Linked DNA regions of Mus musculus: region 1 is linked to region 2. Evidence: chromatin contacts called from ENCODE Hi-C or POLR2A ChIA-PET data. All regions are on one chromosome and are shown on one strand. The core of a region is the stretch at or near the end of the contact, and the rest is flanking DNA. Distances in the headings are between cores, read along the strand shown. Region 1 holds the start of Hectd3 (HECT domain E3 ubiquitin protein ligase 3). Region 2 holds the start of Ptch2 (patched 2).

The links. Hi-C counts contacts between places; a loop is a spot of excess contacts on that map. ChIA-PET counts read pairs that join two places held with the same protein, here RNA polymerase II (POLR2A).
Region 1: a loop to region 2 is called in a map of T-helper 1 cell, with 2.0 times the contacts of the local background. The contact joins the promoter of Hectd3 here to the promoter of Ptch2 in region 2. A Hi-C loop is called at or near these places in 3 of 37 maps with a recorded cell type or tissue (T-helper 1 cell and heart). POLR2A ChIA-PET finds 5 or more read pairs at or near these places in 3 of 5 experiments (all embryonic stem cell).

What each region holds. Positions count from the first base shown.
Region 1 is chr4:116,994,062-116,996,788 of GRCm38, reverse strand. Hectd3 (HECT domain E3 ubiquitin protein ligase 3) reads right to left here and starts at 1,455. Exons shown (of 21, transcript NM_175244.4): 1 at 1,018-1,455; 2 at 682-842; 3 at 336-428; 4 at 122-257. The coding sequence starts at 1,386. Urod (uroporphyrinogen decarboxylase) reads left to right here and starts at 2,376. Exons shown (of 10, transcript NM_009478.4): 1 at 2,376-2,458. The coding sequence starts at 2,439.
Region 2 is chr4:117,094,768-117,097,467 of GRCm38, reverse strand. Ptch2 (patched 2) reads right to left here and starts at 1,412. Exons shown (of 22, transcript NM_008958.3): 1 at 1,041-1,412; 2 at 429-621. The coding sequence starts at 1,112. RefSeq lists enhancers at 1,257-1,756, 1,319-1,777, 618-2,316.

The DNA of each region.
Region 1 (2,727 bases), core at 206-2,705, 100 kb after region 2:
GTAGTGGGACTAAGTATGGTCTATGGGGACATGGGTTTGGCCCTAGTTTGGTGATGGGAGTTCTGGACCTAGCATTGAGGGATGTGACTGTATCTAGGCACAGGAGGAGTCCAGTACCCACCGTATAGGAAGAAACATCTATGCTCTCCACATACTGCTTCACACTACCCAGGTTCTCATCTTCTTTGCCCAGGTGGTCATATAAGAAGTGGATCAGGTCCTCGTCGCACTCATATGTCCATGTTGGGGGCACATAGCTAAATAGCCCCAAGCCCCTAATTAGGTTGGATTCAGGCCCTGCTCCCTCCTCTCCCACCCCGTTCCAGATAACTCACAGTAGCCTTTGTATAGCTTCTGTATATGCCTCTGCTGGCTGAGGCCTGGATCCCAGGCGATGTGAATAGGTCAGGTCCACTACCTGTTCCCATCTGTAGGCACAGAGTGGAGTAAATGAGGAGGGAGGTACGGGGAAACAGGACACCACCTTCAGGATCTGGAGCCTTGGAGTTCTAGCTCCAAGCCTAGAAGCCTCATCCCCCTTCAGGTCTCATCTCTGCCAGTTCTTACCCCACCTCCACCCAAATCTCTCTCTCTCACACAACCCAAGGTTTAGATTTTGGTTGTGTTTCGAAACCCTCCGCATCCGCCAGACACCAAATAGCGTCCTTTGAGTTGCAGGACCTGAGCACCGGCCGGTAGTCCACGCCAAATAGCTGCTGCTGCCGCTGCAGGTGGTCGGGAGTGTCAATAGGTACAAGGCGGGCTCCGCCCTCTGCTGGTCGACACACTAGAAGCCAGCCTTCGTCCAGACTACAGTCACTCAGGTGTTCGGCCAGCTGCTCCTGCAGGGACGAGTCAGATGGGGACAGAAATCAACTCAATTGCTCGCCCAGCCCAGCCCGGGGCAAAGAGCACGGAAAGCAATGCCAGCTCATTATGGGATAAGGGGGCGGAACAACCAGGGCTCTGGCTAGATCCAGGGGGTCTTTTGTGGGGTCCCTGCCATCCGGGGCGCACCTTGGTCAACTTCACCCAGAGCCCGTGGCCGTTGCACAGCTCCTCGCCAGTGGTGCGCACACAGGCGCCGCGCCGGAGCTCGATACTGTCACGGGCGGCGCGCAGGGGTCCAGAGCCTGTGCCCGGGGCAGCGCCCACGGCTCCCACACGCAGCCCCAGGCCCTCTGCTTCCCACACGGGCAGCAGCACGCGCGAGGGTCCCGCCGGGTCCTTGTACAGCTTGTAGAGCACTTCCCGCGGCACGAAAGCTAGCGCCGCAGGCAGTGGCAGCCCGGCCCGGAGGCTCCGCGCCGCCTCCGCCAGGAAGCGCACGCGACCCAGGAGCTGCCGCGGGGACTCAAGCGCCGCGCCGGGGCCAGGGCCGGCCATAGCGAAGCCGCTGAAGTGAGACTCGTCCAGGGAAACCCTGGCCGGCCGCAGCCAGGGGACAGCAAGCAGAGCTTCCCACCACACCCGGCCCCACCTCCCACCCTACCTTACCGTATGTTTTAGATTAAATGCACAACCTATTACCACCATAGTGTCAGGTGTTCCTATTTTGTAACCCGCCACCGAGTGCTACTATCCTTGTTCAGTCTTTATTCGACCCACTCTGATGATTTGGAGTCCTGTCTTTGTCTCCCCGTCCCCAACGAATATTACATTTGAAGAAATCTTTTTGTTGTTATTGTGTTGTTTTGTTTCTCTGTGTAGTCCTGGCTGTCCTGGAACTCACTACAGTCTGTAGATCAGGTTAGCCTCAAACTCAAAGATCCTCGCACCTCTACCATCCGACTGCTGGGATTGAAAGCGTGAGCCACCACACCAGGCTTGAGAAATCTTATAAAAATTGTTCAACTATCCTAGGGGGCGTGTGACTAAAATGTTTGGTAGAATGACCCCTTTTCCAGTCACTGATAGGAATGTACAATCGTTCTGGATAGATGCTATTTGTTGTTTCTAATTCCAGGAGACTAATAATCGTTGCCCACTTAAATGCGATTTTGGCTTCCTAGACGATTGCTAGAGCAGTTCCTGTCCTGCTCAGCACTCTTACCACTTCTACAAATTGGTTAGTAGTGTAAATGTAGAGCCTAAAATCTTCGGTTTCTATACAGCTAGACGACATTGTGAGACTCATGGACTGGAGTGAGAGCGAGGCTTGTACTAAGTCTTCTATACCACAGATGAGAAAAGTTTTAACATGTATTGGGAAGTCATTTCTTTGGGGCATTTGCTACTGCGTCGCAACAGTGGACTTTACGGTAAAAAATTGTTTGGGTCCTACGGGCAGCAGGGAGGGCAGCCCCACAGCTGTCACTGGATCGGTCACGTGGTTCTCAATATGGCGCCGCCCAGGGTTCTCTTCAGGAAGGGGCGGGGACTGGGGTGTCGGGGCGGAGCCTCAGATTAAAGCGGAGACCGCTCAGTTACTGTTTACCATGGAGGCGAACGGGTTCGGGTGAGTTTTCTGCTGCACGCGCTTGTGGCTACGTTACTTTCTGATCCGAGTCTTCCAATTCAGGGATATGTCCTTAAACTCTTATTTTTATTGGAGCTCTCCAAGTCTGAACCCAAGTCGCTGAGATTCCAAATCTTGCAGTCATGGAACAGAACCTTTCCCGCTCCCTGCCCCCCCCTCTTCCCGCAGTCTCCATTCCAGGGACTACCGTGCGGGACTGCGTCCCGAGACTTTCTTTCGAGGTGACTCAGAACTTCTAACTAGCACCT
Region 2 (2,700 bases), core at 163-2,662:
TTCTCTTATACAACACAATACCACTTGGCTTTGTTTTGTTTAGAACTTACCCCCACACACATTTTACTTCCTTTGGCTATTGAAAAATACATCTTGTTCCATTTGTAAACTCTGATGTACAGTTAAAAGAAACCTAGCTATAAACGCTAAATAAGCAGACACATAATCAAAGATGAATATTCCACAAGCTTATTCATAAGAGGCTACCATCTAGAGTTGTCCATTTATGGGTGAGAGAGATAGGTGTGAGACAGTTGATGGTAAAGACTTGCCTAGCTTGCACAATGCCCTGGGCTTCATCCACAGCACTGAGGGAGATTGGGAGAGAGGTAGGCTTTCTGCAACACACCCAGATACACAGGCTCTGAACAGGAGATGGCCCTCTCGATCCTTGACCAAAGCAGCTACGGCCAGCTCCAGTAACTCACCTTCTACCCAGAGCTGTTCTAGGTCTGTCTCAATTACAGCCACTCGGAGACCCAGTGCCAGAGCCCCAAAGGCCACCAGTCCCAGGAAGAGCACTTTGCCGCAGTGTTTCTGGATCCTGCACCCCAGGGAGAAGAGTAGACCTTGGAAGTAAGCTCGAAGCCAGAGAGGAGCCTGCAGGCTCCCAGCTAGGATCTGGGATAGAGAGAGGAGGAGGTCAGCCAGCTGTCAGCACAACAATGGAGGAGCTTTCCCTTTTCTCCCGGTCAAGTCCCAGTTTCCTGACTTCTGGATGCAGGGCAGGAAACAGCTACAGATAAAGGTTTCAAATGTGGAAGATTTAACTCTCTTTCCCTGTGCCTTCTCCATAAGCACACCTGAAAATGCCCATTTTTAGAAGGTTATGAGTCGTGAACACACACACTCGTTGTCAGCTAGGCAAAGAGGTGAACCCACAGACATAACTATTTTCACTGACCAGATAATAGGAAATAAACTAACAAATCACTTGCTGGCTCTCGCTTGTCTTCAAACACAGATCCAGTAACACTAGACTTCTAGCCCTACAGATGTTCAAGCGACGTTTAAGTTACAAACCCAGCCCCTCTACTCACATGAGGTGCGGAGGACCGAGCTGGAGGTGTGTAGCTGGGAGGTAGCTCTCCAAGGGACAGTGGCCGAACCATGCTGGTGAGGATGGGGGGCGCGAGCGCCCCCAACCTGCGTTATCTGAGCGCTGCCATAGGCTAGCTTGGCGCCTTGTGCCGCCCGGCTTCACCTGAGGATTCCTAGCTGCCGTGAACGGCCATACGGTCCTGGGTGAGGCGCGCGTAAAGATGCACAGGAGCAGCCCGCAGCGGCGGTGCGGGGTGGTGGCCCCAAGCCCCGCTGGATCTGTGGGCTGTGGTCCAAAGAGGGCTCCGCGTGTGGGTGGACCCGACTGGCTGCGAAGCACCTCACAGCTAAAGGTGGCGACTGTGGATCTCGGGAAGCACCAGGAGGCTCAGAAAAAAAGGAGCGGGCCGGGGTGACGCCCTCCCATTGGCTAAGGGGGCGGCAAATTACCCGCTGCCTTGCAGCCGGATCCGTTGCTAGGTAACGGCGCCGCAGGGGGCGGGGCAGGAGACCACCCAGGCAGGGCCACCCCTTTGCCTCGCCTCCCGGGCTCCCCAGCCCGCCCGCGGGGCCCTAAGGAGAGGAGAAGGGAGGGTGATCCTGGAGGCGCTAGTCGTTGGCCAAGTGTAAGTCAGGATGTTGAGAAAGGGAGTCTGCTGGTCCCCTTTGGGCCACCCTTTCTTCCCGACCCAGCGCAACCCTAAGGACCTCCTTTCCACTCTTTCCAAGCAGGCCAGACTCAGCTCTAAAATGCAAATCCCACGGCTGCACCAAAGCCCAAAGCCCTGCACCATCCAACTAAAGCTTTTTTTTTTCCTCTAAGTGCCTCACACCCACTCAGTTGCCTTCCAGTCCCGAATTGCCCTCAGTAATTTCCTAAGTTCACATGTTCTTGCCTTTGTACATGTTGGGGCCCCTTTGTCTTGGCAGATAACTTTTAAGCCTGAACTTGAATCAGTCAGCCTAAACTTTTGGAAGCCTTGGCAGATAATTGCTTTTTTCTTTGTGGTTCTTATTAACATTCAGTTTGTGTATTGTATTTTTAAATTTTTATTTTAACTTTTTTTTGTGAGACATGGTCTTAAGTAGTTCAGCTTGGCCTTCAACTCCTTATCCTGGTTGTGTCTGTCAAGTTAAGGGACTATAACAGTCCTGTATTGCCCAGCCTGTCTGATAATTGTATTTGTGATGACATAATTTATGTACAACATTGGGAAACATGTTGCTTTTCCAAGTGACTGTGCTATTTCTGTGCTCCTGACTGTTAAACTCTGATCGGTCATCTGAGGGTAAAAGTCTGACTCCTCATACAGAACATTTGGGAAAGGAGCCGGGCAGTGGCAGGCCCATCTCTTGTGAGTTCCAGGTCTCAGCATGGTCTACATAGAGAATTCTGGAACAGCCAGGGCTACCTAGAAAGATTCTGCCTCAGAAACAAAATACGTTTTTTGGGGGAAAAAAAAGACTTCAATAAATCTGTTGTTCTGATACTGCTATCACATCTGGCTAGCCTCTTGCTCAATTCTTCCAGACTTCTTAATCATTATATCATAAATATTTTATATTACTACACAGTCCTCTCATCAATCATTTGCAGAATGTCCTCAGGACAGATTCCCAGAAATGGGGTTGTTTGGGTCAAAAAGCATGAATATGGTT